Regions from separate parts of the Mus musculus genome. Here all the other regions are linked to region 1. A link is a loop called in an ENCODE intact Hi-C map of the cell type or tissue named here. Cell type or tissue: gastrocnemius. All regions are shown on one strand. Links, peaks and the distances in the headings refer to the core of each region. The heading gives the core; the rest is flanking DNA.

Region 1 (6,035 bases), core at 674-5,673:
TCTTCAGGATTCAGCTATAGACATCTTATAAGGAAATGGTCATTAGTAAAAGCTAATGGATATACATTGCTAAATATATTGACATAGACATTATTTTGAAACCTTTACTATAGGAAATCTGTTCCTCCCCCAACCCCCATCCCCAACCATGGACTCTGAGTACTAGAAGTTCATAAATCAACAGTGCCACCCCTTGTGAAGACCTGCGTCCCACTCTGTGTGCTAGCAAGGTGACTGCACCCCTGGTTCTGGTTCCAGTCAAGTTGATGCTGTGAGAAGGGTAGAGGAGGGGAGGAGAGGGGATTGGGGGGGGGGGGGATGGGAGGAGAGGAGCCTGTACCTCACACCAGCAGGAGGCTGTCTTGTTTTTAGATGGAGGTGTGCTGTTGATTATGCCAACGGGAAACAGTGGGCTCAAACTGCAGGTCTCATTCCTTTCCCTTCAGTAAAGACAGGCGACTGTTGATCACTGTCCACGGCCCACTAGAAAGAGGCAGGAAAGTGAGAAGATACAGTGTCTAGAATGTTCTTCCTGAAGGGATGGGCCTGTCTTTGGGGAGGTTGCCAGTACAACTGATTCTTTCCCTAAATTTCTCTTTTTAAAAAAGATTTATTTATGTATTTTATGTATGTGAGTACTCTGTAGCTGAACAGATGGTTGTAAGCCATCATGTGGTTGCTGGGAATTGAGTATAGGACCTCTGCTTGCTCTAGTCAACCCCACTCACTCAGTCCCTGCTTGCTCCGGCCCAAAGATTTATTTATAGAACTCAGAACCTTCAGAAGAGCAGTCAGTGCTCTTACCTGCTGAGCCATCTCCCCAGCCCTTTCCTCTAAATTTCAACTGTGGGTCTAAAACTGATTTTTTTTTTAATCAAGCCATATATGTCCACGGATGTACTCCTGTCTCACCTGGTCACGCTTGGAAATTTTACACATTTGCATATTTGCACTGTTGCTTGAATGACTATGAGGGACTCCAGAGCATAAAGATCTTCAGTGGTGGCAAATTTTCAGGATGTAAGGTTTGTTTTGTTTTGTTTGGAGAAATAGCCATGTGTTTGTTGATATGAACTGAAGGTAAGTAATGAGGACACAGCCACCTGCTACACTCACTGTGGGAGGTCTGGAAAGCGGTGACCTTGCCAGAGTGAACCTGGACAGAAGCATTAGCTGCTATTTTCTGTAGGACTTTTTTTTTTAAAAAGAAAATTATTTATTTTATTTTGCGTGCATTGGTATTTTGCCTTGGTATTTTGCCTGCATGCATGTCTATGTGAGGGTATCAGACTATCTGGAACTCCAGACCGTGGTTGGAAGATTGGTTGTATGTGGGTGTCGGAAACTGAACCCAGATCCTCTGGAAGAGCGACTGGTGGTCTTAACTGCTGAGTCATCTCTCTGACTCTTAAGCTGGCTCTTCTGGATTCTTTAGAGCACACTAGACATCTTTACAATGGTGTGTTTGATTTGAAAAAAAAATGGAGAAGCAGGGACAGGAGAGATGGCTCAGCATTAAGAGCACTGGTTGCTCTTCCTAAGTTCCCAGCACCTGTATGGCAGCTCACAACAGCCTGTACTCCAGTTCCAGGGGATCTGACACTGCCTTTTGGACTCCTTGGACACTGTATGCATGTGATAAACATATGAAAATCAAGCAGAACTCATAAAGTAACAAAATTAAATTTAAAATGGAGAGAGAAGATAGTAATTTCACTGTAGGCCTTCTTTCCAATATATTATTCATGGTGCTTCTGATCCCTTGTCATATCAGAAGGACACTTCCGTTCTCCAGTTTTCCAACCTCTAAAATGAGAACAATGGAGCTTACCTCATGCACTGTTTCTAAGAGTTGAGGGAGATGCTAAATGAAAGTTGTCAGCAATAGTGGGGTAGACTCCACTTAACCCAACATCTGAGTATATACTCTGTGATATAACGCTAAAATATATGATTCAGTGTGTGTGTGCGTGTGTGTGCGCGCGTGCGTGTGTGAGCAAGCCCATATAGTGTGTCCTCCTATATTGAATTTTCTAGCTCTCTCTCCTTGGCAAGTAGAGGCATTTGGCAAGTGATACTACCATTGGCCAGTAGGTGGCAGAAGCTGTCCGTCATGGACACTAGTTTGGTTCCAGTCTCAGAAAGGGAAGATCTTTCCCTAATCTAGCCAGGGCTTTATGGCAATGCTTAATCACATGGCAAGGAACATGCAATAACTACTGGTATTTCTGTAAACACACATGCTAAGAAGCAGCTGCTAGCTAGGGAGGAGGGAACATTCAGTCAGAGGTCTCCTGAGGACAATCTATATAAGGAAAGCCCTATGAGGGTTTTGTTTTTGTTTGTTTTTTTAAATCCATCAGCCAGTCAACCTTCCTGACTCATTGAAAGAAACATCTATAATCCAGAAGACAGTGATAATACATGTTGTGGATTATAGTGTGGTTGACGGCTGCCTGTCTCCTCCACTCCCCTCACGGCTCCAATCCTGGTGTCAAGATCACCTACAGAGTGTGCCTGCAGGATTCGGTGCCTTCCGCACTGTTGCATGTGCTTGCTTCTTCTCTTGTCCTGGCAACTTGCCGGAGTTAGGCCTTTCTCGAGAGGAAAGTTTATTTGAACTTCATTCTACCATTACTAAAATTGGCACCAAATAGATCTGTAGCTGAAGACACATCTCAGCCAAACAAAAAGTGGAATCTGCCGAACACTGGGCAACAAAGGATTCAGTGCGTGCAGAAACTTTGCACAACAATTGTTAACGGTGGGAAAATACACAAGAGTATGACACTCATCATCTCAGGGTTATTTATCTGTATACAGGGCCCTGCAGTGTAGCCCAGGCTGAACTCCAGTTTGTAATCTCTAAAGCCCTGGGATTGCAAGCATTCCACCAATCCCAGATACCTTCACCACTCAAAGGTATTTAGTTGAGTAGTGCTAAGTACTCTCACATAATACAGAACTGTAGCTTACATCCATTACACTATTTGGTAAACACCAGAGGTGCCTTCAACAGCCACCAACAACTACCATCCAGATCTCTATCTCTAGGAACATGACTATTCCAAGTGCCCCATATAAATGGAATCATAGAGTACTGGTCATTTTATGATGGGACTTTTTATGTATTATGTATTACATATGATGTATTATACATTCTTGTTTTCTCTATATGTTTATTTTTAAAAATAATTTTTTATTGTTTTATTTATGTGTCTATGTGTACATATATGCATGCGAATGTGTGTGTGTTTGTGTATATGTGTGTATGTATATATGTATATTCCCATGGAGGTCACAAAAGGTTGTTGGATCCCTGGAGCTGGAGCTACAGGTGGCTGTGGGTCTGTGGAATTGAACTCCTCTGCAAGAAGAGCAAGTTCTCTCATCTCTGGGCCTCTCCAGCCCCTGAGACGATTAATGTTATATACCACCTTGACTGGGCTAAGGCGGGACCAAATAGTTGGCAGACATTGTATCTGGATGTAGTTAGTTTCTGGATGAGATTAGCATTTGAGTCTGTAACTGAGCAAAGAGGATTCACCTTCAACAACAGGGATAGGAATCACCCTGTCTGCCCAGGGCCCAAATAAACCAGATGGAAGAATGGTGCACAATCTCTTCCTGAACTGAGATGTATCTTCTCCTGAGTCTGCACTTCGAGGCTACTTATTCTCAGACCTTCAGACCTGAGGGCTCTTCACCCCTGCATCCGCAGGCCTGGGCTTCAACGAGCCACCACTCATCAGAGCTTCGTGGGTCAGGATGGTGGTACCTTGCCGTAATCCCAGCTCTGAGGAACGGAGTCATAAGAGTCTTTGGGCCAATCTGGGCTACATAGCAAGACGCCAACAGTATCAACAACAAAGGAGTGCATGGCCCAATAGCATCTGCAGCTGTAGAATGCAAGGCAGTCTGAGAAATGAAAGTCTCCCCTCAAAGCTACAATGTTGAGAGTGTAAGAGCTAAATGGAGACTGGGCTCCATCCCTGCATGCTTTATTATCTAGTTTAAGTTTCTCCTCATCACAGCTCTTTCCCTGGTGAGTTAAGCAATCACGGCAACATGGCTAGGGGTGTAGGAAGTAAGAAGGGAGTTGAGGCCAGGCCCTGGACAAGGATCCCTGGGGAACTCAAAGACTGCATATACTTCACCGCCTGACCTTCAGCTGCCCTCTTCTGCTTTCACATAAACTCATCAGTTTGATCATAAAAGCCTAACACCTTCTGTGGCTTTCGAAATGGGCATGTGGGCAGTGTTTAGCAGGGACTGAGGATCCTGGCTGGGTTCCAGGGCAGCCATTTAGGGACTAGAGGCCGCAACCTTTAATTTGGGGGCCACTGTGGTATTGTTGGTATTATTCAGGGGTTTGGCTTCAAGAGACTCAGCACTGGTGTCTGTGTTATTTCACAGGGATTGGTACCAACTGTTGGCACGTTCTGTGGTAGTGTTGGTCCCCCTGCTTGCTAGCATCTTTCCAGTGAGTGGGGTGGTGGGAAGAGCCTGTGGTCAGTTTGCTGACTTATACATCTCAGCTGTGGTGCCTCTCACTCTTGCTCAAAAATTTTCCCAGGCTCCGTACACGTGCGACATCTGGAAAAATAACAAACCAACGTTCAGTGTTTGTCCTCTAAGTACATAGAAGCGTCATGGCTTGTTTTCTAGTGAGGAAGAGAGAGTGAGAGAGAGAATCTTGGCATATCTTACAGGGATGCCATGTCTCCATAGCTCAGCGTGTATGCTTGTTATCCCTCATCCCCCAGCATCCAGGGGAAAGTAGGGTGGAACAGTGTCTGCATGTAGCTTCTGCTTATCTTCCTGTTGACCTTAGCTCATCTCTGGACTTACAAATACCTAATATAAGACAAAATGCTGTGTAAATGTTTTCAGGCTGCTAACTGTAGGGTAGTGGTATATTTTACTGTGGCGTCACTATTTTTATTGATTTTTCTTCTATTCAATTCCAGTGGATTGAATCCAAGGATGTAAAAGCTGCGGAGATGGAGGCTCCCTCTTCCTTTGGAGGGCTCTTTTCCCCTCTTGTCTATTATGCCCTGAGGAAGAGGCTCACAGCTTGTCAATTTCTCTGCCTTGGGACAGTTCGTGTGCATTGCTGTGGGTTTCCGAAGATCACTTAATTGGAACACTATGGATTCTGGTTATTGTACACGTGTTGTCATGCAGCCACCAGTGACAAGTGAGACACACAGCATGCCACCACCTCACACAAGGTCCCTGACTATTTCTGCAATCCTGCTCTTATCCTTGGGCCCGACAGTCAGGGACCTGTTCTCCATCACACGGTTCTGTCTTTTATAAAATTTCATATAAACGACACCAAGCAACATGTCATCTTTCGTGCCTGGCTTTTTTTACTTGCTGCTCTACCTTTGAGACTTGGCCATGTCCTCACGTGTTAGTAGTGGACCTCTGTTGACAGCTCTCTTAGTTAGGGTTTCCATTTCTGTGAGGAGACCCCATGACCAAAGCAACTCTTTAAAGAACAGCATTTAACTGGGGCTGACTTACAGGTTCAGAGATTTAGTCCATTATCATCAAGGTGGGAGCAAGGCAGCATCCAGAAAGGCATGGTGCAGGAGGAGCTGAGAGTTCTACATCTTGTTTTTATTGCATCCAGGAGAAGATTGGCTTCAAGGCAGCTAGGAGGAGGGTCTCAAAGTCCACCTCCAAAGTGACACACTTCCTCTAACAAAAACAAACTTACTCCTAACAGTCCCTCTCCCTGGGTCAAGCATATTCAAACCACCACAATGGCCACTGCCACATCTAGCTTTCCCTTCATAAGTTGGATATTTGATGTGTTTGCAGCTTGGAGCAGTTATGAATCAAGATACTATATGTATTTATATATGTTTATGTATGTACATATGTATTTATGTATATTTATGTATATGTGTTTATATATTACTAGGCCATATGAAGGCATACGTTTAAAATTTAAGTTTTCATAAATTTGTCTTTCAAGATTCCATTTGTATCAAAATGGACGACATTAGCCCAGAATGTGGCAT
Region 2 (6,035 bases), core at 523-5,522, 680 kb after region 1:
TGGGCAGAAGTGACAGTGCAGCCTGGGCAGAAGTGACAGTGTAGCCTATGCAGAAGTGACAGTGTAGTCTATGCAGAAGTGACAGTGTAGCCTGGGCAGAAGTGACAGTGTAGCCTGGGCAGAAGTGACAGTGTAGCCTATGCAGAAGTGACAGAGTAGCCTATGCAGAAGTGACAGTGTAGCCTATGCAGAAGTGACAGTGTAGCCTGGGCAGAAGTGACAGTGCAGCCTGGGCAGAAGTGACAGTGTAGCCTATGCAGAAGTGACAGTGTAGTCTATGCAGAAGTGACAGTGTAGCCTGGGCAGAAGTGACAGTGTAGCCTGGGCAGAAGTGACAGAGTAGCCTATGCAGAAGTGACAGTGTAGCCTATGCAGAAGTGACAGTGTAGCCTGGGCAGAAGTGACAGTGTAGCCTATGCAGAAGTGACAGAGTAGCCTATGCAGAAGTGACAGTGTAGCCTATGCAGAAGTGACAGTGTAGCCTGGGCAGAAGTGACAGTGCAGCCTGGGCAGAAGTGACAGTGTAGCCTATGCAGAAGTGACAGTGTAGTCTATGCAGAAGTGACAGTGTAGCCTGGGCAGAAGTGACAGTGTAGCCTGGGCAGAAGTGACAGTGTAGCCTATGCAGAAGTGACAGTGTAGCCTGGGCAGAAGTGACAGTGCAGCCTGTTTGAGAAGCTGAAATAAGGTCTGTGTCACTGGGGTTTGGGATCAATTTCTCTCACTCAGGTATAAAGCCCCTTAGACCAACTGCTCTACAGTGTGGCCTGAAGTGCACTATGAAGCTGTGATCCTATTACATCGTCATCTTTAGAGAGCAAGAGACAGTCCCTGGGCTATGTGTCATCTGCCCAGAATAGCGATTCAGTCACACTGACAGTATCATCAGGCCCAGGAGACTCACCGACGAGCAGTCTGCAAGGGTAGCCAAGGAGTAAATGAGCACTGCAGGAAATAAACAGACTTCTCTGCCTACGTACTCACTGCCCAGACTGAAATGCCCCGGGGCAGGCTAGCCCCAAGATTATAACACAGCTCTGGATTGGCATGCAAGACAATGGAAGTATTATGTTTGTTTTTCTAAGAGTTTCATTTAGGATTCTAGGGCTCTTCATACATTTCAAATGCCTCTGCATAAGGGTTGAGAAAGTAGCTTGGTGTTATTGTGCATGCCTAAAATGCCACAAGGCCACAGGTTCCACGAAATAAATAAATAATATTAATAAATAGTATTAATAAACAATAAACAAAAGGCCACCAAACGGCTTATACAAAAATAATAAATGTTAATTAGTAAATAATAAATAGGAAGCCACCATGTGACCCACACCAAATCCCCATAACATTATGATCTGGACTCATCTATTCTCTACAAAGAAACCCCTCTCTTCAATGCTACAGTTAGTCATCCATCCATCCATCCATCATGTGTTCATTATTTATTTACTAGGCACTAAGTACCCAGCCTTGTTCTCAGTTCAGAAGGGACAATGGTGACCAAGAAAAGATCGAATTTGTCCTCTTGTTCCTAAATTCTTTGGTGAGGCAAATCACTCAATGGCTACATGGTAGGTTGAGTTACTGAACATTTAAGAAATGTCTCTTCTGTGGAAGGCAGAAGATATCCTTCTTCTCAACTCCCTCGGCAAGTTCAAGCCATACACTGACCAAACCCAGACCTGCCCATCTCTGACAGGTCACCCCAGTGAGCCCAGACCCATCCCTGACCCATCTCTCTAGTGAGCCCAGACCCAACCCTGACCAATAACTCCAGTGAGCCCAGGACCATCCCTGACCCATCACCCCAGTGACCCCAGGCCCATCCCTGACCCATCACCCCAGTGACCCCAGGACCATCCCTGACCCATCACCCCACTGAGCCCAGGCCCATCCCTGACCCATCACTCCAGTTACCCCAGGCTCACCCCTGACCCATCACTCCAGTAAGCCCAGCTCTCTCTATCTGGCCCCTCCACATATGCCACATTCTTTCCCTTGCCTGCTACTTCTATGTGATGTACATGTCTTCTTCAGATCCTTATGATAGTCCCAACGGTAGCTTTGCTCTCCACCCATTAGCCAGCTGTCAGGACAGTGAGTCTAAACATATCAATCTTCTCTTTCTCCTGAGTGTGAGCCTCTGTTGCAGCCTCCTTGCTGTCCATTTCCTTCAAGCATCCCAGGGAAACTCAGCCCATGTTAATTCCTGTATGGCACCACAACTGGACCACACTGTTCACGCACTCTGTGACTCCATGCCTTCCTCCATGCCTGGAATGTCCCTTTCACTACTTTGCTTGACAACTAACTTCTACCTGGGTTCAAAACTCAGTGTAAGGTCTTTGGGGGGATTCCTCACTGCATGGCTGAAGCTAATCTTGGTGGTTCTCTGATCCCGCTCATAACAATATTTATATCATACCAACTATAACTGCTGGTCTGTCTGTTTCTCAACCGTTTTCATTTTCCTAGTCAACCCATTGCTCTTAGAGAAAAGAGTTGATTCCTGGAGCAGAGCTCTTAATCTTCAGCCCATAGTTACATCTAAAAACAACAGACTACTCCAAACAAATGGACAACAACTCTATAGGAATGTTAGAGGGAATACACAGGAGAGGTGACTTGCCAAGTGTCCTACCCTCTAAATAAGTAGAATTCTAAGTAAAGACAGCAGTCCCCAGAAGGGAAGGAGACCTAAGCTTTAAAATCGAAAGGGCTTGCCAGATGCCACACAGGATGAGCGAAAACCGAACCCTAGACACATCACTAAGAAATTCCCACACACTCAAGACACAGGACAAACAACTCACGGAGGGGGAAAAAATGCAGACACTACAGGGAGACACGGGGTTGCCCACAAGCAGACTGGAAGCAAAAGGATATTGGAGAAACACCTTTCAGGTGAAGTTATTTTCAACGTACAAGTCTCAGATAAACTGTCAGTCATAAGTGAGGGGAAAATAAAGACCACCGATGACATATACGGAGTCAGAATTCTGTCAATCACGTTCCCTCCCAGATTTTTATTACATATTGCAACAAAACTAGAGGAAATCAAACAAAAAGATAAGTCTTGTTTTAAAAGATTGATTACTACCAGAAGTCTATCAAACAAACAAAAAAAGATAAAATGAACTAGAAGATATAACTGAGTTTTCTCCCAATGAGGGGAGGAAGCAACCGAAAACTGCAGCAGAAAACCGAGCCTTTCAAAAATATAACAATGAAAATGCCAGGTACTGTGGATTTGATTAGTTTATGGAGTATAAGACAGCTATGCTAGGACACTGTTCTTCACATTGTAAAAGGGTTTTCACATCGGATGTATATGGGGAAAACATATGTTTCACATTCTGCATAGTTCTACTGTTGACAAATACATAGCCCTGACCTTAATAATGTACTCAAATACCAAAAGCTAGGTGTTAAATACAGAAGAAAAACTCAATGTTTCAGTTTTTACAATATAAAAATGAATTACAGTTCTTCAGACCAAATTGGGGAGTGGATAAAATCAAGAAATCGAGTTATCAGGATAGGAAATGGGAGATCGCAGGATGTTTGTAGGTAATCTGGTAGGTTTTATACAGATTTGCAATGATGTAAAAATCTGAAACTAAAGGAAAATGGGGAAATGGAAATGAGGGTGTGTTTTGCATAATTGAGCTGAACTCACAGCAGAGCTGTAGAAATGCCTAGAATTAGTAAACCAAGAAATTCAGAAACACAAACAAGTCATAGACTCTCATCTTGCTCCTCCCCTCAGAGTTTTGTGGTGTCTGACTAAAAAGGCCCAGGGAATTTTTAAATATCTATAATGAGAGATAAACCTTTTTTGACCTATTAAAGTTTATTGTAGACTAGGCATAGAAAATTATTACAAGCCGGGCAGTGGTGGCGCATGCCTTTAGTCCCAGCACTTGGGAGGCAGAGGCAGGTGGATTTCTGAGTTCAAGGCCAGCCTGGTCTACAAAGTGAGTTCCAGGACAGCCAGGGCTACACAGAGAAACCCTGTCTTGAAAAACAAATAAACAAACAAACAGAAAAAAAGAAAGAAAATTATTACAGTGGATTGAGTTTTTTAAAATTCCTCTGGACACCTTCCATAAATGTTTGCCATAAATGGCTCCTTTCCCCATAAAAGAACATCTGTATGAAGAAGCCTCGGGCCTCAGCCCTTCATTAGCCCTCCTGGCACACAGATGCTTGGGACCACGGAAAGGTACTACTCTTAGAAAAAGCCAGCAGCCTACTATAGAGCCACTAGATGGGGTGGAGGCCTAGATTCTGGCCCTGCCACTAGCCAGCTGACATCTGACAAATTCCAGTTTGGGTAGAATCTCTATGACTTTCAATGTAGACAATTTTTAAATCTTTGGTTAAGCTCAGTTAATCAAAGCAAACATGACTGTATACCACACAGTGATCCAGGAGCAGCTGTGGCTAGGGCTTATGCAAGACACTCAAAGACTTATCACCTGAAAACTACCCTGCCTGCACGGTAAGAACTGGACCCTAGTGAACTGTGAGCCCTGACAAACCCTGGACAAACTGCTATGTTGTTTTAGATCACAACATTTCTCAACTAAATACAAGACTCATGAGAATATCCACCTTACAGGACTGCCGAGATGAACTGTGATTGCTCATAGCATGCTTCAAATGCTGTCCCTTAACAGGAAGCTCTCAACAAAAGCCAGCCACAGTTGTGGCTTTTCTCTTTCAATCCCTTTCTCTGTGAATCTACTAAAGCAAGGGACAGAAACATGACAGAGTGAAATGTGAAGAAAAGGGACAGTCCCCTTCACAGGGACCATCTTACATGGAAATGGCTTCAGGCAGAAACACTGAGGAAAACCTGCCAGCCATCGGTTGTCATTGTCCAACCTTCCAGGTGGCACAGACGATGATTCCCAGTGACAGGTGACAGTCTCCATGAAACAATGCAGCTCCCTACAGCTGTAGCCCAGATACCCTCTGTCCCAAGTAAGTGGGCCACAGAGCTGAGGAAGGCCAGCTTCCTTCCTAGCAGGACCCAAGCAAGGAACATCTGAAAAACAGTCCACAGCCATGTGTCCCAGTCCCCATGGCTGCCGTGGCTGTACCTGGAGCCTCAGAAGGCTGGGTTCCCAGAGGCCTGTTTGGCCTCTGATGACTCACTGACAAGCAGTGCTGATCCTTGAACTGCTGGCACAGTCACAGCAGCTAAAGTTCCCTATGCCACATCAAACAGGGAGGAACGCCCAAGGACTTCCCTCTCCTTCAGCACTGAAAAACTCCACTCCTACCACAGGCGCTGAGAGTGTCCATCTATCTGTAAGCACGACCTAGCTGTGTGACTCAAGAAAGATGGGCTGCATGCCAACTCTAGGTCACTCTGCCAGGGATCAAGAGGCCTTACTCGGAAATATTTCTATAAAAGAGGGGGTGGGGCGCAGCTGAGCGACCGAGTTTGTATTCTTCATGTAGGAATTCTTAGATTCAATCCCAACCATGGAGAGCAGTGGGGCTTAGTATAGAACACAATCTCCGAGGTCCCTTCCAACCCACAATACCCTAGGGCTTTCCTTCTATAAGGTGCTAGCCCTGGATCCCGACCACCACCTGCCCCTGTCCCCTTGCCAGGGTAACCCTGGATGCTCCCTTTCAATGGTCTAGTTTCTTTGGTACACTCTGAGTCTCTGTGGGGTATGCACCAGGTCATCTCTATCATCATCGCAGTGCTGAAAGGGAACAAATTGGGCCCATATAAAAGGAACTGCGCTCAAAACGGTAGTTCTTCCACACACTTTCAACACACAAGCTTATCTCTAGCTGTACTGAGCTCTGGCTCCTCACTTTGGAGGAAAGTGCGGCAGATTAATCTTTTAAAAGATAAATATTGCGGTATATATGTCTTTAATCCCAGTAACTGGCCTGAAGAGGCAGGGATATCTCTCTGAGTTAGAGGCCAACCTGGTCTATAAGGGGAGTTCAAAGCCAGGCAGAGATACATTGCAAGACCCTGACTCAAAATAAAGATAAATGTTTACGTT
Region 3 (6,035 bases), core at 737-5,736, 450 kb after region 1:
TGGCACGCAGCGACCTCGACCCGACTCCCAGCGTTCGCCTCCTGCAGCCACGCGGGACAAACCAGTGCCTCCACCCGCACGTGCGACACCAGAGACAGATGAAGCCGCTGCGGCGCCTGTCTTCTATCCATCCCCAGCCTGCGCCCCGGGAGTCGCGGAGTGTTTACCTTGCGTTTCTCAGTCCGAGAATCAGAGTCAGACATTGGGTGGACGAGGGCCAGGGGAAGGGCGCCGAGGCGGTGGCGGCGGGAGCAGCGGAGGTGGTGTGAATCCAAGTGGAACACAGCTCGCAGAGCGGCTGCAGGAATCCGGTGACGGCGACGATGGCAAGGACCGCAGAGCTCCAACCAGCTGGTGACCCAGTGCCTGCGGGGAGCGAAGTGAAAGCAGCCTGCTCTTGAGACTCTGCGGTAGTTGAGCCCCCGCCCCCGCGCCCAATCACCGCGGGCTCCGCCCCCGTTTAGTCCGGCCCCCGGCAAGCCGGAAGGTAAGCCCCACCCCCCACGGCCCCCAGGCCGCTGGCGCGTGCAGGCTGCGACAGGTAGTGGGGAGGGTGGCCCCGCCGGCTGTCCTGCAGTTTGCGTGCGCCGCCCACCCCGGCGTGTTTACCCTAGTGTCTTGGCCTGCGGGCAGCTGCATGCTCGCCCATCCTCCACTCAGAATGTACCCGCCCCTCCCCGTCCGCCCGTGGCGGCCACCTCGCAGAGCGGAACTTAGGGGGCGCTCAGGGTACACTGCTCTGTGTCCAGCCCGGCCGCGGGCGCCAGTTGGAAGCCTCAGAAGGCGTCCCTCCGCCCTTGCTTTGCACAGCTTCTCAGCCCCAAACCATGAGGATTAGATTGGTGCAAGGATGGGCACTGGCCTTTGACTGTCCTTTCCTAGAATTCCTGACCTCCGGGGGACTCAGATCAGCAAGATGCTCACCCCTCTTCGTCTGCGCCTCAAGCGAGATTCTTCGTCGCCGCCGCCTTCTGCCTTCTGTCCTCCTTTAGGCTCTCCTTAGTGTTGTGTTTGTGTGTGTGTGCTGTTGTTGTTGTTGTGGTTTATATGTTTGTTTCCCTAGTGCCCAGTTACTTAAGAGGCAGAGGTGGTGGTGAGAAGGACAGTTGAGAGACAAGAGAAGCGGGAAGCTTCAGGGAGCGATGGGCGGGCACGACAAGCATATAAAATAGGGGAATGAGAAAGTTAGCTGGAAAAGAATAACTACAAGGAAAAGGAGGGGGGCTACCAAGGAAAGACGGTTGTGCCATGAGCGGTGTTGGGAGCCTCGAAATGTTTGGGGCTCACAGTGTACGCCAGGAACTGTCTATCCATCGGTCCGCCGATGCTGGCGACCATGGAGCAGCGGAGTTCAGGCCGAGCTGGGAAAACCATAAGGGGGTCGAAAAAAAAATCCCTTGATCTTCCTGAGGCCTTTGTGATTCCAACAGAAGTCTGGAAGTCAATGGCGCCATGTGCATCCCCACCCCCAGCCCCTTCTCTCATAGCGGCGGCCCAAAAAAGCTGCTCTGGAAATGGAACGTCCCACTCCCCACACGAGATTAAGGAAACTCTATTAATGGGCTACCCAACCTGCATCCAGGCTGGCAGTAAGTAGGACGTAGCCTTTTCTTGCAGAACAAGTGTTGCGACCTGCCGTCCCAATCAATGTTGGGCCATCTTGGTCATTTTGGTGTTTGTATGCGGATCTAACGTCACGGTGACACAGCACAGCCCCATGCTAAAGTCTAGCTTCTCAAGTGAATCCTGAGTGAGATCAAAGAAGCCATTGGTTCCCAGGGAAGCTGGGGTGTTCAAGGCAAAGCCTTGCTCCTGCTGGAGGTCAGGGGTGATCGCTACAAGAGCGCACAGGGCAAGGGCGTGGATGAAGTCAAGTACACCGCCGATCCAGGTCTGTCCTGACCAAGGTCTGTGAAGCAGTACTGTGCCTTGGCCACTCGGCATCCCACCCATGCAGCCCAATCTGCTACTGCTACTCTGGGAGTCCAAAGCCAGCAGCAAGTATTCTGCGCCCTCAGCGTGGAGCTAGGCGCCTCATACTTGGACTAGAAAAGAACCATACAGGGGTGGGAGGTGGGGGTGGGGAAGCGCTGGTGTTTCTTTGTAGGAGCAGGCTGCTCTGGAGTCTTCCGATTCTGCAACCCTGGACATGCTAAAAGAAAATATACAGGCACTGGGGAAAGCAACGGGTTGGGCTATGTGCTCTTTTTTAGGTCCTAATTAGGAAGCCGGCCTGGAGGCGGAGGCTCTTGCATCACCAGGGAACAAGGCAGTCAGGGGAGCTTCCACCAAGTGCCTCAAGTCAGGTAGCCGCGGGCCTTTGGGCCCATTCAGCTTTCTCTGGCTGTGTCGGAAGAACTCCTGGGACCGGATTTGACAGCAGAGAAGAGCAGCGTGGGAAGGGCCAGTGGGTCACTGGTGCCTTACTGAGGCTGCCAGCGGATATGGAGGGAGGGGAGCGAGTCGATGGCTAGAGATGAGAACGAAACTGGGCAACACCAAGTCAGAACACAAATGAGAAATTCATTTCCGCCTGTGTAATCTCTCCAAATTCCAAAATCACTTTATTCCAATTATTCCCCAGGCCAGCCAGCCCTACCTCTCCAAGCCGCGGGAGCATCTTTCTATTATTTATTAATCTTTGCACATCTATGCTTTTCTGAAGGGTTGGTAACAGTTTAGCGCGGAGGAGCGTTTGTCGCGCATGGTCGTGCGGTCCGGAGATCACCTACCTGGTGAGACTAGGGCGACTGCAGGCTCAAGCTCTCCGCTCTCGCCAGTGCATTTCCTCGCAAAGCTGGAGCAAGCCTGATTCACGAATCATCCCTCGCTGAACTTTTGCCCGAGCTTGGAGAGGGTGGAGCTTTCCTCCACCCCTTTTGCCTAAGGGTGTTTGATTTTTATGTTTTGATTTTTTTTTTTTTAACCCAGCGCCAGAGCTTTTCGAAGTCTCTGGGAATATGAGTCACCACTGACAGTAGAGATCTTTGGTGGCACCATGCGGTGGGCGAAGACGATTGTCTGGGGGATCCAGGGCCATGGCTGGGAGAAGTCAAGGTAAAGGCCAGGCGAGGCTACAAACCAGGCTAAGTCACTGTGATAGTGGGGTATCCATCTATGGCTCCCTCTCCCGGACAACTTGCCCTGCTCCTCGCCAGCCTTAGCTGGACCTCCTCTGCCAGACCAAAATCCCCAAGGTGGCTGCCCTGCACCTGCCACTTTGGCCTCTGCTCCAGCTCTGGCCAAATACTTGGAAGATGGGACACTAAATTTCTCGCCTGGCTCACAGCTTGGCCAGTTGAGCGCGCGCCGCATCCCGCACGAGCGGTTGCATGGGTGCCGGGTAGGCGGCCTCGGCAGCCCCGGGGTTGGGGATTCCTGTTTTTGGTGCACGGATGGTGATGTGTGGAATGTTGAAGGCAGAGATCACCTTCAGGGCGTCATCCTTCACGGACTCGCACAAATTCAGCAACTGCAAAACATGGCACAGAGGGTCAGGTCAGATGTGGGCGCAGTCAAGGAGGACTTGTCGTCTGCCCCTCAGAAGTGCAGAAAATGTGGGTTCCCCACAACACAGAAAGTTATTGTTTCTAAACAAGCTGTGACTTCTTTAAAATCTCTAAGACTCTGACCCCCAGGTCCGGTCGAAACTTAGAGGGGTTTTTCCCCCCCAACCCCCGGTAAGGGACTGAGGGTAGCGGCTCTTTGCTAAGATACTTCGGTAACTAGAGACCTAGCTCTGAGAATTAATGCTGCCTTCTCTTCATTCCTTCCTTCTTCCCGCCCTTCCTCTCCACCTCTGGAGTGCCACCCTCTGGTGCACAGAGGCAACTGACGAGAACTTCTGACTAGATGAGCCATTGAAAAGATCTGCCTCGTCTCACCAGAAGGGTGCCAACAGAGTCTGGAAGGCAGTAAGGAGGGTTTCAGAGACTGCTGCGGACCACCAAACAAACCAAGGCTCGGCGTTAATCACTTTCCGGCCTCTCCAGTTGCGCAGAATCAACGAGTGGTCCATCCACTCTGCTAGGCAGTGGAGGTCCATCAGGACAGACTTCCCAGAAGAAGGGAGGGAGGTTTCAGGACAGGGCTGTGTTTCTATTTCATTTTCTATGATTTAGATGCCAGTACCGACCCGCCCACTCATCCCTGCAAGAAGCCAAAATAAAGGATGATTTTTCTAGATCTGAACAAGGGGAGAGACCTGTTTTCCCTTCCCCTAAGCAAATTCATACTGTACTCTGACATTTGAGGTCTTCGTTAAGCTATACATGTCTTGGACTGACTGATCACAACAACCTCCAGGCTTCATAGTTTCTTTTTGTAGCTTTAAAAACACTTTTATGGGCCCAACTTTATCCTTGTGTGCTATCTATATTTTAAGACCCCCCCCCATCTGCCCTCCCCAAAAGAAAGAGGAAGAGGAGGAAGAAGTGTGAAGGGGAGTGCAATTCAAGGCCCTCTTCCTTCAAAATGCACCCCACTTCCCAGTGATTTCTAATGAAAAGCTTCGTTCTTCACACACCTTGGTTAGGCACCATCAAATAAGTTCCGAAATGACTTTGATCACATTTGCAAGATGCGACAAGACAGACTGTCACTAACCAAGATTTCCAAGTCTGTAATTAATACTCTTGACAAATCCCCAACTAATCTGTCAACTCTTGATGCTTTTTACCACACATTTCAAAACCACAAGATGGTCTACCCAGCCCCTGAACTTGCCACGTGTACTCATGTAATTATTCAAGATAATGCTCCCTGTGGGTTTCATTAAGGCAGATAGGCCAACTCTTGTCATGCAGCGGCCAATGGGGGAAACTCACTTTGAAAGAAGGCTTGTGAAAGAACACAATGTGTTTGGTTTGTCTAGTGTGAAATATAGACTTAGAGGTAGAAATTATGGAAAGTGATTTCTATTTGCTATAAGAAAGAGTTAAAAAAAAAAAGGAAAGACCAAATGCTGATGAAGAATGGTATTTCTGTGCTCCTCATTCTCCAGGAGTGAGACCCCACCACGGGTGTCAGAAAAGAGCATTGAACTGGCTAGGGAAACCAAACGTTGACTGCCAGGATAGTTTCTAAACCTCAGGCTCTGGAATAGCCTGAAGCACCCTCTGGCTTTCCCATCCTTATATCAACAGAACTCAGAATATGTAGCTGGAGGGGTGAGGTGGGGCGGGGCGGGGCTTCCACGGAGCATGCCCATTCGTCTTTTCCTATCAGGAGCATAATCTTTAACCTCCTTTTACTCCCAGTATTCGAACTGTGGTACTGTCCTGCATCAGAGACCACACAGGACTTGAAAAGCTTACGTGCATACTACACACTGCAGACAGTCATGGCCTCTTACAGCAGGAAGCTACTGCAAAGTTTCAGGGCCTCTAAAAAAAAAAAAAAAAGGCGGTTTGGGTAGGGACCTGGAGATATGGCTCAATGGTTAAGCACACTTGCTACTCTTGTAGAGGACCTGGGATCAGTCACTGACACCCACATGGTGGCTGACAGCTGTCCCTACCTCCAGTTCCAGGGGATGGAGTTCCCTCTTCAGCCCCCTCATCCTCACCCTGGGCACCAGGGACATATATAGTGAACATACATACATGTAAGCAAAAATAAATCTTAAAAATACAATCTGCATTAAAAAAAAAAAAGCTTGAATGTGGACTGGATAGATGACTCAGTGGTTACCAGCCCTTGCTCCTTCAGAGAACCCAAGTTTGTTCCCAGCACCCAGGTCAGGTGGTTCACAACTACCTGTAACACCTTTTCCGAGGGATCTATCACCCTCTTCTGGCCTCTGCAGGTGTGTGTGTGTGTCTGTGTGTAGTATGTATATGGTGCACATACAGCCTAGCAGACACACACAGAGATGTATAAGATAACAAATACAAGCCAGAAAGCAAGCAGAAGCATGGGGCATCAGGAGGCCCCGAGTGTGGATATGTGACTGTAACCCAGGGGAAGGGTTCCTGTCTCCTTTGATTCCATATGCCCACCTGCTTGCATATTTTCTTTCTTCTCTCCTGTTTGAC
Region 4 (6,035 bases), core at 496-5,495, 160 kb after region 1:
TAATCTCAACAAATAAGAATTACTTTTTAAAGTGGCTGAATAATGAGAGGTTTGAAAGTAGATTTTGGACTTACATTTGCTAAGAAAAGGGGGGGTGCGTGAAAAAAGGAAAGGTGTGTCTCTTACTTATACAGAACAGGGTATCCTCTGGGGGGTCCTGAGCCCAGGGCTGGTGGCTCACGGCGGCTAATCTCAGAGTCTCGTACCATCCGAACTTTCACCCACTCTGCCGCTCTCCTTTCCCTTTCTCTGAAGTCCGAGTTCCTCAGGGAGCCAGTGATGCTTCCCCCACAGGGGATGGTTTCCACCGAGCAAGCGAGGACCACTCTCCAAGGGACAGCAGCAGCAGCAGCAGCAAGATAGGATAACTTTTGGCTTGTTGCCTAGTTGTTAAACCAACATGGTGGAGAACCCTCAGAAACACAGGCTCCAACAGCACATTCAGAAAAACAGGAACCATCAATTCATGAGAACTTGTAGAGAAAAATAGTTTAAAGAACCGAGAAGGTGCCACATTATAGTGAAAGAGTGCTGGTTTTTAGAAGTTACAGAAATGATCTCGCAGGCCCCACTGAGGCAGTTACACAAGACGTAACCGCACACAAACAAGGGTGTTTCTTATAATATCACAGCATTTACAGGCAAGGAGCTGCTTTCTGAGCATTTCGTGGAAAGTTATTTTAGTCTCGGGACTAGCCTTCTGCCATGAGTATTTTTCAAGGATGTGAAACTTTGACTTCAAAGTCAGAAGGTGGGGAGCTAGGACTCAAGGCTGGACGTGGTCTGTACAGCGGGTCTCTGGTGGCAGGCTGCCAGCCGGGTGTCCCCTTGCACTGGGGTTCAGGAATTTACAGGTACCTGTCCTCTTCTGAAGTTAGGGGGATACTCTTGTGGCCAAGCAGAGATTGTTTCCACCAGGGGCCTGCAGAACATAGCCATTTCCTACATAAATACTTAGCAAGTCTTTTCCTGTAAAATGGGCTGTTATCTAAAGCACAGCAAAAGCTGTATGTTTATAAGATTGAGTGCCTTGCTGGTATTCTGAGGTAACTGCTAAAGAGACATCAAAGTATGAGGCAAACGATGTCCTGACAACAGAGGTGCCCAAGAAGCCACCACTCCAGGATCTGAGGAAGTCAGGACAGAAAGCAGGGTAGCAGTGGGCAGCCCAGGAGAGACAGATATGCCCAGTGCTGGACACAGGCCTGGACACAGGCCAGGCCCAGGGCAGGCAGGATCCTGGGAGACCAGTGGACTCTCAATGTCTCAGATTCAAGTACCTGTGCACTGAAAGGTAGCTAAGCAAAAGCCAGGAGAAAATAGGTCTTATTTTTCTGGGTCCCTCAGTAAGTGGGGAAACGGAAAGATAACCTCGCATAAGAACGCACACACCTATGAAACAGACTCACGATGCAGAAGATGGGGGATCTAAAGCTCTGGAGTGTGCCAGAAGCTGGGATCTGGGCTCACACTGGAGCCATCCTGGGAGCCACCAGTCAAAGAGGTCTTTCCAGATTGTTCTGCTTCAGAGTTAAGTCCCGCACTCTCCGGCTCTGAGCCCTGAGCCCATGACAGATCCAGGCTCGGCTGGCCTCTGGAACGTACATCCTGTGTAATTTCAAAAAGGTGTGTGCTTGTTTAAATGCTCTGTGGCCTCTGTCTTGCATCTCTGAATGTATGTCTGATATGCATGTCTGTGTGCACCTTCTGGAGCCCTGCTTCTCAGCTTTTCTGGAAGGAGCCTGGAGGTGACCATCTCAGCTCAGCGAGCCCCCTGCATCTGTCCATCTCCTCCCCACTCCCCAGCACTGAGATTACAGATGCAAGCCGCCCCACCTGCCTTTGCACGTGGGTCCCTCGGATCTGAACTCAGGTCTTCCAGCTGCGTAGCAAGCACGTTGCCTATTGAGCCACCTCCCAGCCCTGTTTGGAAACTTACTTTTTAAACATGGAGTCTCGCACACTCAGTTTTGTTGTTGTTGTTGTTGTTTTGGGATTTTTGTTTTGTTTTGTTTTGTTTTACCTAGGCTCATGCCTAAAGTAACCAGGCCCGGACTTGGTCTTAATTCCTTTCTTGATGAGCCTACATGAGTGTCCTCCTGCATCTGCTCTAGGGAGCCCCTGCTGAAAGCAGAGCCAGCATAGCCTTTGCAACTTGCACTTCCCGCCAGTGCACAAAGTAACAGCGGCTCCTGCTGATTTATGACACGTGCTGTAAAAGCAATTTACATAGATGAAGAGGCGGGGATAGAGCCTGTGGTAAGGTAATGCCTCCTCCCGAGGTCAGGCCTCTAGATCGGTGACTCAGGGCAGCCACCAGGAGGCCCGTATGTACTATGGAACCACAGCCTCGTCCTGAAACATGCAGTATCAAGGGTCTCCCCGGTTAGGACTCCAGGTCCCTGGAATGTTGGTTACAGGGGTGGACTGTTGTGTATCTCCTTCTTTGTCTGTCAATTTCAGACTCCCCTGAGAATGAGGACGTGGGCTTCTGCTCTGGACCCTTCTCTTCCCATCACACACTTCTACTCCTTGCCCATCCCCACACCTCGACACTTCACCTTAGGCAATGGGAGCAGAGACACACCGTCTGAACTCAGGGTCTGCCCCTCCATGTTCAGGAGGTCAGCATGCAAATGAATACCTCCTTAGGGAGAAAGTGCTTTACAATCACACAGAAAGCTCCACAGGCCATAAAGCTACCCCTTGCCCCCGCTGTACTCTACGAAGCCCACAGCTGCAAGGCTTGGCTCATCTAACATGGAAGCCCATGAAATTGGGACACCCACACAGCCACCTGCAGCTCCCCCCACCCACCACGTGCCCGCGCGCTGCTGGGTTCTTTGCAGGCCACCTGTTGGTCGGTTGTTCTACTGCAGTCAGGCCTGCGGAGGTGTTATTGGAAGTCAGGGGGCGCTAGTGAGCTATGGGCTGCAATTCTCCACAAAGACCTACAGTTGGGATGGGACTGGAAAGTCCAGATGAGCCAATAGAAATACATACTTTTTTTTTTTAAGCTGTAAGACTTCTCAGGACCTTTGGTCACGACTCACAAGTATCCAGACACTAACACAGCAGAGACTGTGCAGCAGATGTTAGATATGGCTAAAGTGGAACCCTCCTCCACGAATGGCTCTGTTTTAAAATCTCATAGGACCTGAGTTTCAAAGAATGTAGTGTAGGATGAAACATGACGGCTGTAAAAGGCGAGAAGGGATAAGTTGCTAGGAAATAAAGTGACAAATAGATTGAAGTAAGTGTTCAAAATGGGAAAGGGACCAGGAAGATGACTCACTGGGAAAAGTGCTTGTTGATCAAGTGTGAGGGCCTGAGTTTAGATACCTAGTGTCCTCGTAAAGGTGGAATATATCTGTGATCCCCAGTACAAGGGGTTAGGGTCAAAACAAGGCAGATCTGCAGAGCTGGGCTAACTGAACAAGTTAGTTCAAGTGCAGTGAGAGACCTTGTCTCAATAAAACAGGGTAGAGATTGATAACTGTCAGTCAGCCTCATCCTTCACCTGTATTAACCTGCACACACACAAACACACACACACACACACACACACACACACACACACATACACATATTACGTACACAGTTAAAAATTAATAAAGGTAAAACGGGGAAGAATCCTACAGAGGAGGAATGACATGGTGGTGTGGTGGCACGGCAGAGGAGAATGACTGGCACAACTGGGCACCTCACTCAGGCTGCGGTGATGGGGAGACATCTGTGTCAAGCTTTGGTTGCCAGAGCCTGGTATGGGAGTCTCTCACCTTCAGGCTGCACACTTGGGGGTGCTTGCAGGTTATTGGGGGGGGGTTGGTGAGCAAATAGCTTTCTAATTAAGACGTTGTGGGCGGAATTATAATGAAGATTGTCTTAGTCAGGATTTCTATTCCTGAACAAACATCATGACCAAGAAACAAGTTGGGGAGGAAAGGGTTTATTTGGCTTACACTTTCCACATTGCTGTTAATCATCAAAGGATGTAAGGGCTGGAACATAAGCAGGTCAGGAAGCAGGAACTGATGCAGAGGCCATGGAGGGATGTTTCTCACTGGCTTGCTTTCCCTGGCTTGCTCAGCCTTCTCTCTTATAGAACCCAAGACTACCAGACCAGGAATGCCACCACCCACAATGCTGCCCCCCAACCCCCTTGATCACTAATTGAGAAAATGCCCCACAGCTGGATCTCATGGAGGTATTTCCCCAACTGAAGCTCCTTTCTCTGTGATAACTCCAGCCTGTGTCAAGTTGACACAAAACTAGCCAGACCCTCAGTCCTCTTGGAACTACTGGCTTTCTGTGTGGGACTTTGGTGCGACAGAAAGAGCCTGTACCCTGCGCTTGGGAGACAGGAGAATGGACGCACAGGAGTCACAGTCCCAGCAGAAGCGACAACAGAGACAGGTCGACTTTTGAAACTCCAGGCCACTCTGGTCAGGTCAATATTTCAAGAACCCAGAGCAGATGGTACCACCTGGGCCTCCATTTGTGCGGATGAGGCTAGAGAGGGTACCATGTGTGAGGGCTAGGCTTGGGTGGCACAGTTTCTTTCATGGAAGCATTAAGAGGCTTACAAAGTGGAAGTGTTATAAAAATCAGTGAAATATCTCTAAGGGACTACCCCTCGATTCCCCAAGTGTATATTGGCTGAGCAGCCACCAATAACAAGTGGGGACACCTGTGTGCCAGATGATACCCCAGCCACCCCTTCAGCAAGGGTGTTCTTTTGTGGAACATGGAGACAGCGTAAGACACCTTCGCCATAGCTCCAGTCTATAGAGGAGACGAGGCTCACTGTGGTCTGTTGCCAGGATGGGTGTGAAGACCTTAACTACTGCTGGTTAGCAGCTATAGACCCAGACAACACCAGGGAAAATAAAGGAAATAAAGAACACTCTAGTTGAACCCAACTCTTTTTGCTGTTTAGAACCAGCAAAATTAGGACTGAAGAGATAGTTCAGCTGTTAAGAGCACTGACTGCTCTTCCAGAGGTCCTGAGTTCAATTCCCAGCAACCACATGGTGGCTCACAACCATCTGTAATGGGATCTGATGCCCTCTTCTGGTGTGTCTGGTGTGTACTCATATACATAAAACAAATAAATAAATCTTTAAAAAAAAAAAAAGAACCAGCAAAATTGTCTCCTTATTGAGTTGCATGTTCTAGAATGTCATCCCACCTTACACAGAAGTTGTTCAAGGAAGAGAATGCAGATGAAAAAGTCAAATACACTCTGTGGTTTCAGAAGTCATGAGTTTCACTCCTTTGTGTTCACATGTGGGACAAAGAACGTTCTGGAAGCATTAGTTTTTGGACCAAGGCTCATATTTGCGGTGAATGCATCCCTACCCTGTGTGCCTCCCACAGGAGTGCCAGCAGGTCCATCCCTACCCTGTGTGCCTCCCACAGGAGTGCCAGCAGGTCCATCCCTACCCTGCGTGTCTTCCACAGGAGTGCCAGGAAGTCCATCCCTACCCTGTGTGCCTTCCACAGGAGTGCCAGCAGGTCCATCCCTACCCTGTGTACCTTCCACAGGAGTGCCAGCAGGTCCATCCCTACCCTGTGTGCCTCCCACAGGAGTGTCAGGAGGTCCATCCCTACCCTGTGTGCCCCCCACAGGAGTGCCAGCAGGTCCATCCCTACCCTGTGTGTCTTCCACAGGAGTGCCAGCAGGTCCATCCCTACCCTGTGTGCCTTCCACAGGAGTGCCAGGAGGTCCATCCCTACCCTGTGTGCCTCCCACAGGAGTCCCAGCAAGTCCATCCCTACACACTGACTCTCTACAGTCTTTGCAAACACACTGATGCCCAAGCACTGTCGGGTGCAATCCTACAAGCACATTTGTGTGTGAAGCTAGATCCTTTTCAACCAAGGCAGTGAGCAGGACGCTACCTTGGTTGGCTGAGGGGCTCTGGGGCAGGTGTTGTAGTCAGTGTCCATCCTCAAGGACACCAATAGCCATTTGCTTTGCCACTAATCTTTATGGCTGCTAACACCCTGGATACACCTGCTCTGATATGAAA
Region 5 (6,035 bases), core at 307-5,306, 460 kb after region 1:
CTCGACTTCATCATTTTGAGCACAGCTCCTCTTCCTCGTACAGTTTTGCTTGGTCCAGATTCCTTATCTTCTTCACACGGGGAGCAAAGCTCTCTATGTGCCTTTCCCATCCTAACTAGAACTAGGAGCCCTTACAAGATGCTATTAAAAGCATTTGTGTCCATGAAACTCAAAAGTCCAGGACACATACCTTCTTGGTAATAATGATAAATCCATATGCTAAAGTCCAGTAGGAGATGGACTTAGTAGACTTAGGTGTACAAGCCAATGTACAAGAATAAGTGTGTCTACAATACATCTGGAACATATAACTGGAATTTGTACAATTAAAATGTGCCATTTAATAGCTTTAAGAACATGCAAATTAAGGCTTAATGTCGTCAGGTATGCTCAAGAATTCTATTGCTAATTAAAAAGATCTGCTGGAGAGAAATGACCGGATGGAGTGACGTGCCATGTTCACGTTCAACAGACTGCAATAGCATCAACTCTTTCCAAATGGAGAGGAGAGTCAATATAAATGCAGGCTGGAAATATACAGGCAAGTCTAAAATGTATAGAGAAATTTAAAAAAATAGGATAGCCAAAAGGATAGATACAATACATAGGAGATTTGTATTATCCAATATAAGATTGATTATAACAGTCAAGATAAAATTAATAAAAATAATAGACAAGTCAATGAATGGAGTTAAATATGAGTTAAATCCCCTGCAGCCTCCTAATCTTATGTTCAGTCGATTCTCCCCAGAGAAGGCAAAATACTTGAATGGGAAAAGGCAAGTTTATTAACATGTCATGATTAGATACTTGGCTAATTTTATGACAGTTATCCCACTTCTACCTCAACCTCATCCTATGCTCAGAAATTAGAGATAGGAAGCAGACATCGTTGTAAAAGCAAATGCCATTTGCTTTCTAGGAAAGCTTAAGGGCCTATCTTTACAGCCTTCAGTTAGGCAAAAAGGTTTTAGAAAAGCCACAAGGGCGCGAGTAAAAAATTAAAAACCGATGACTTATAGCCCACCAAACTTTAAAGCCTGATGCTTTTCAAAAGATATTAAGAAAATGATTTGGCCACAGGATGGGAAAATTAAAACTTCTTGTATTGATAGTGTCTAGCAAATTCCTACCACATAGCATTATGCAGATTTTAATAGGACAGAGGAAAAAATCATATATTTCACAAAAATATTAAGACATGTCAATGAGTAGTAAGTACTTGAAAGGGTTATCAACATGATCAGATGTCAGAGAGATGAATATTAACGTGGTGAGATAGCATGCCTATTAGCATCCATGGCGGCTGCCTCTCTGAGACAATGGGACTCTGTATCAGTGGCTGTGCCTGAGGTCACCTGGAGGTGAAGGCCAGTTGCTGGAGGCCATGACACAGCAGAGTTTTAGAGCAAAGAGCCCTGGGGAGGGAGTAGAGACAGGGAGAGGCCAGAGAAGTCTACATAAAGAAATACGTGTGTGTGTGTGTGTGTGTGTGTGTGTGTGTGTGTGTGTGTGTGTGTGTGTAGGGGGAGGATACAGAGGATAACACATCACAGACATACACTGCACAGAAGGAGCCAGTCTGTCTGCTCCCTCAAGTTCTACAAGCAGAACTGAGTTACACACACAGTCGGAACTGCAGGGGTCAGGGAAGGCAGGGACTGAAAGTGGCTCCCAGAAACTTCTCCAACAATGGACACTTTCTCCAACGTGATTAAATTCTGTGTTATATAGTCTGCCCTCTGTCAAAACTCACCAAAGTATACTGAAATTTACATATTTCAGTGTTTGCAAAATGAGCCCCAATTTCCATGTTAATTTTTAATTAATATGTTTAAGGTAGAAGAAAAAGAAAGACAAAGTCAATTTTAGGGGAAGCAGTATGTGACTACAAACTTTAAACTTTAGTTTTTGTTAAAGATAACAGAAAATAGCATCTACCATCACTATATATAAAGGGTGCATTTTGACTCCTAGAAAGTAGGGAGGACATAATAATATAGTTTAACATTTATGTAGTATGTATGAGAGTGTTAAAACATTCCACACCATACGTGTGGAAGTCAGAGAACAACTTTTGGTAGTTTGGTAGCCTGTTTTCCCCCTTCTACCATGTGGACCCCAGGAACTAAACTCAGGTCATCAGGCTTGGTGGCAAGTACCTTGACCAACTGAGCCTACTCACTGGTCCAATAAAACATTTTTTTTAAAATGGAAAATGCAATGCAGAGGGATCTCCTCTGTTTGGAAATCGGTCTGTAGGGCCAGCTATGACTGGGAGGGATGCTCTAGATTAGATGAAAGGCAAAAAGGTCCCAAGGTCAAAGAGTGTAGCAAGGGTAGGGGTGGGTCTGATGCTAAGGTTCTGTTTCCCAATTGGTTCTTGATCCATCAGTAAAGATGCCATGGGCCAATTGCTGGACAGAAGGAATAGGCGGGACTTCCAGGTCCCTGCAGACAGGCTAGCAGACATAAGGGAAGGAAAGAGTTTTGGCCATGTTTCAGAGGAACGTGTGAATCCATGTGAAATCTTGGGAGTATCAGCCATAGGCTGCTTCTCCAGATGGGAGAGATGGGGTGTTGAGCTGGGCCTAAAGGTAACTGAACAACTAAAGTTGAAGACAGATTTAGGGTACTGAGCTAAGAGTATTGGGGAGGGCATGCTAGCCTCAGAGATTAATAATGCCCTGCAATTGAGCCAATAAGGCAAGTTGAAATTGAACAACTGTGTGTGTCTGTTTTTCATCCTCGGATTCAATATTCTTTGGGCAGGGGCTGGTGGCAGTCTGTTCCCGGAGCTTAGATTAGGTAGCAAAAGCTACAGGCAACAAGGAAGACTCTTTAGCATGAGGCCAAGGGACAAGAAATGGCTCAGGTAAAGTGGGACTCCAAGAGTCAACTGATCTAGGGCCTGAGGGATTCAGAAAGTTCTCTAGAAAGGACTCTGGGCCACAGCCATGGCTTCATGGGAGCATGCTGCTCTAGCATGCTTGAGGCTCAGTTCCAGAACACTTGCGTAAATCCCATCCTATCCTCTGTGCAGAAGTCACTATCAATGCTCATTCTGAGAAGACAGATTCCCTATTCCCTTAACCACAGAGGACACCCTAGATACTTTAGTAAAACAAACCTGAGAAGACTTGAAAGGATGAAGAGAGAAACAGATCTCTAGGGACTGACTCCTGGGTGACTGGCATGGTTTTTCTAGTTGCTAACTTGACTATGTCTGGAGTGAACTACGATCCAGAAATGGAGGGCACACCTGTGATCCAGATCTTGAGGTTGGAAGATACAGGCTTTTGACCCAGATCTCAACATGGGATGACATGTGCTTTTGATTTAGATCTCGAGGCATACAGAAGACCAACTGAAACAACCAGCCTCATGAGACTGAGAAACTACTAGACTCTTGGACTTCTCACTCACAGCTGCCCATTGTTGAGTTAGTTGGAAGTCATTACAACAAATTCCTTTAATATATAGAGGCATTTCATGAGTTCTGTGACTCTATGGAACCCCAACTAATACAGCGATGGTGGTAATTTCCTAGGATTTTCTTTCTTTCAGTGTAGAGATACTAACAGATGTCGACAAATACTCCAACAAACATATGCTGTCTCTCGCCAAAGCATCAGGTAATGGCAGCCTCACTACACAGAGTTGTGCCATATGATTGTTCTAGTATATCCAAGCTACACAGAGAAAGCTGTATCCACACTCCCAGTAGCTCAACTGGCCACATAGCGAAGTCTTGTATTCCCAACAGGTTGTAGCAAGACCCTCATGAGGAGCCACGCCTTTTATCTCCTGGCAGTAGAGAGCTCCTTTCCTCTCCCACATAAGGTCAGAGAAGGCCTGGTGAGAACTTAGCATTAGCATGAAAGTGACCAGACCACTTGGGGAAAGTGATGCCATCTTCCTGTCTCTCCCAACCAGAGGAATTGGTGAGGCCCAGTTGAACGCCCTACACCCTAGACTTTCCTTTCTGTTGCTGGGTTTAAACATTCTGACTAAAGCAACTGAGGGTAGGAAAGGGTTTATTATTACACTCTCAGGTCTGGGAGGAACCAAAGTAGAAGCTTGAAGTAGCAACTGTGGAGAAACACGGTTGCTTGCTGGCTTGCTGGCTCACTGATGCTTAGCTAGCTTTCTTATACAACCCAGGAAATGGTGCTACCCACAGTGGTATGAGCCCTTCTGCATCAATTAACAATCAAGACAGTTCCCCATGGAACTGATCTGAGCTATCTCTCATCTAAGACCACCTTCTCAGGTTACCCTAGACCAGCAGTTCTTAATCTGTGGGTTGTAACTTCTTTGGGGTCTGAATGGCTCTTTCACAAAGACCAACCAATCACCCAAGACTATTGAAAATACAGATATTTACAATACAATTCATAACAGTAGCAAAATTACAGTTATAACATAGCAACAACATAATTTTACGTTTGGGAGTCCCTACAACATGAAAAACTATATTAAAGGATCAGACCATTAGGAAGGCTGAGAACTACTGCTCCAGACTGTTGAGTTAAGACCCTAACTAGAACATCTATCATCAGAGATGGGGTAAGGAACTCAGAATTTTTATCACTATTGCATGGTGCTAAGGTGAGATACCATCCCCCACAGTGCTAGAGGAAGCCAGCTAAAGATGCTTAAACAGATCCAGATTGCTTTGTGACATAAAGCCTCAAACATCCAGGTCTCAATCAAAAGACACTCATCACACTCAGAGCCAGGAAAACGCCAGGCTAAAAGAAGAGGACAACCAGGGAGGCCAGCATAGAGACGACATAGATAAAAGATAATGGGTGGAGACTTAAGTAGCCTCGTAAAAATGCTCAGTGGTTGGTGATGAGCAGGCTTGCACACAGGGACTGGTATCTGCACCCTGTCCTGTGAAAATAGAAAATAGCCAAAGGCAGCGCTCAAGCTCAGAAAACAAGAACACCTGCATCACACGACTGCGGACGTGTAAAGATGTCATGTCTGCTCTAGCAAGCAAGGATGTCCAGGCCTTTAAAATATCAACACGAGGGGATGATCTAGCAGGAGTTCCTGGGCATTAACATTGGAGAAATTAGAATTTTTATACACACAAAATCCTGTATACCAACGTTTTAAAACCAAGTGGTTTTAACTTTTTTTTTTTTTCTTAAGTGGTTTTAACTGTTAAAAACTAGACTGGTTATTCACACTGTTGCATACCCACAGTGTGAAATACTACTTGGCAATTATAACTCAGGCTCTTGATACATGAAACAGCATAGATGTATCTCCAGAAAATGATGTGGGAGGGGGAAGCCGATTCTGAATCCGGGTATGTTATGTAACCCATTGCTGAGAAGATGGTTATGCAAATGAAGAGCGGATTGGTGCGTGTGACCTAGGATTAAAGAGGAGGGATGAAGGAAGATGGTATGACCACAAAAGAGCCGCCAGAGGGTTCCTGTGGCAATGGAAGCACGCTGCCCTGCAGGAGATATTTTAAAGCTTTGCAAGGTGTTTCCAAACAGGGGAAGTAGGCAAAGAATTGTGAAACCGCCGTGCATTACTCTTAACAGGTGCATGTGAACGTGTAATTCTCCCCAAACAAAACATTTAATTCAGAAAGAACTGAGCAAGGAAATCATAGCATAAATTTCAAGTTAGATTCTAATGAGAGAATTTTATAGAAGCCCCCAAAGCCTCCTGCTCTGATGTGTATGCCTTTTAGTTGGCATATAATGTGCACAAAGAGAGCTAAGCTCAGCAGCTTGCTAAATCATGCCAGAATGAACACACTGATTTATCACACAGGTTAAGAAATAGAACATCTGCCTCCCAAAAAGACTTTAAAAAATAATCCTGTGCTCACACCTGACATTCTTATTACCCTGGCTCAGCAGTAACTCATTAGCTTAACAGAATGGGTGCCTGTGGCTGTGATGTGAGCCTATGGTGGCCTTGGGAGCAACTAGCTGCCCAGGAAAGGGGGATGCCAAAGCCTCAGCTTCCATAGATGTACCAGCTCCTGCCCACAGGTCAAGCTT

The links. A loop is a pair of places that touch in the nucleus more often than their neighbours do. Peaks named below come from ENCODE experiments on the same cell type or tissue, not always from the same donor. Only the 100,000 strongest peaks of a DNase experiment are listed, where the experiment ranks them.
Region 2: a loop joins it to region 1, with 9 times the contacts of the local background. A loop is called at or near these places in 30 of 42 quality-filtered maps.
Region 3: a loop joins it to region 1, with 4 times the contacts of the local background. A loop is called at or near these places in 22 of 42 quality-filtered maps.
Region 4: a loop joins it to region 1, with 7 times the contacts of the local background. A loop is called at or near these places in 32 of 42 quality-filtered maps.
Region 5: a loop joins it to region 1, with 3 times the contacts of the local background. A loop is called at or near these places in 21 of 42 quality-filtered maps.

The regions. Positions count from the first base shown.
Region 1 is chr2:128,569,471-128,575,505 of GRCm38, reverse strand. Gm36203 (a long non-coding RNA gene) reads left to right here. Exons shown (of 9, transcript XR_866725.3): 6 at 114-230; 7 at 880-1,025; 8 at 3,722-3,961; 9 at 4,971-5,353. Among named protein-coding and RNA genes, the nearest start is that of Gm36203, 19 kb to the left of the region's middle. In gastrocnemius, for the core only: no CTCF peak of the experiment used is centred there; DNase peaks (open chromatin) are centred at 2,088 and 2,572; H3K27ac peaks cover 566 bases.
Region 2 is chr2:127,889,964-127,895,998 of GRCm38, reverse strand. The region is part of intron 8 of Acoxl (acyl-Coenzyme A oxidase-like); the gene reads right to left. Among named protein-coding and RNA genes, the nearest start is that of Acoxl, 38 kb to the right of the region's middle. In gastrocnemius, for the core only: no CTCF peak of the experiment used is centred there; DNase peaks (open chromatin) are centred at 964 and 5,357; H3K27ac peaks cover 1,411 bases.
Region 3 is chr2:128,120,385-128,126,419 of GRCm38, reverse strand. Acoxl (acyl-Coenzyme A oxidase-like) reads right to left here. Exons shown (of 18, transcript NM_028765.3): 18 at 2,527-3,472. The coding sequence ends at 3,284. It overlaps Bcl2l11 (BCL2-like 11 (apoptosis facilitator)), which reads right to left and starts at 382. Exons shown (of 4, transcript NM_207680.2): 1 at 168-382. In gastrocnemius, for the core only: CTCF peaks have their summits at 3,129 (motif pointing left) and 3,807 (motif pointing left); DNase peaks (open chromatin) are centred at 2,317, 2,825, 3,180, 3,818 and 2 more places; H3K4me3 peaks cover 2,859 bases; H3K27ac peaks cover 1,441 bases.
Region 4 is chr2:128,409,383-128,415,417 of GRCm38, reverse strand. The region is part of intron 1 of Morrbid (myeloid RNA regulator of BCL2L11 induced cell death); the gene reads left to right. Among named protein-coding and RNA genes, the nearest start is that of Gm14010, 10 kb to the left of the region's middle. In gastrocnemius, for the core only: a CTCF peak has its summit at 2,889; DNase peaks (open chromatin) are centred at 812 and 2,862.
Region 5 is chr2:128,111,186-128,117,220 of GRCm38, reverse strand. The region is part of intron 17 of Acoxl (acyl-Coenzyme A oxidase-like); the gene reads right to left. Among named protein-coding and RNA genes, the nearest start is that of Bcl2l11, 12 kb to the left of the region's middle. In gastrocnemius, for the core only: no CTCF peak of the experiment used is centred there; no DNase peak of the experiment used is centred there.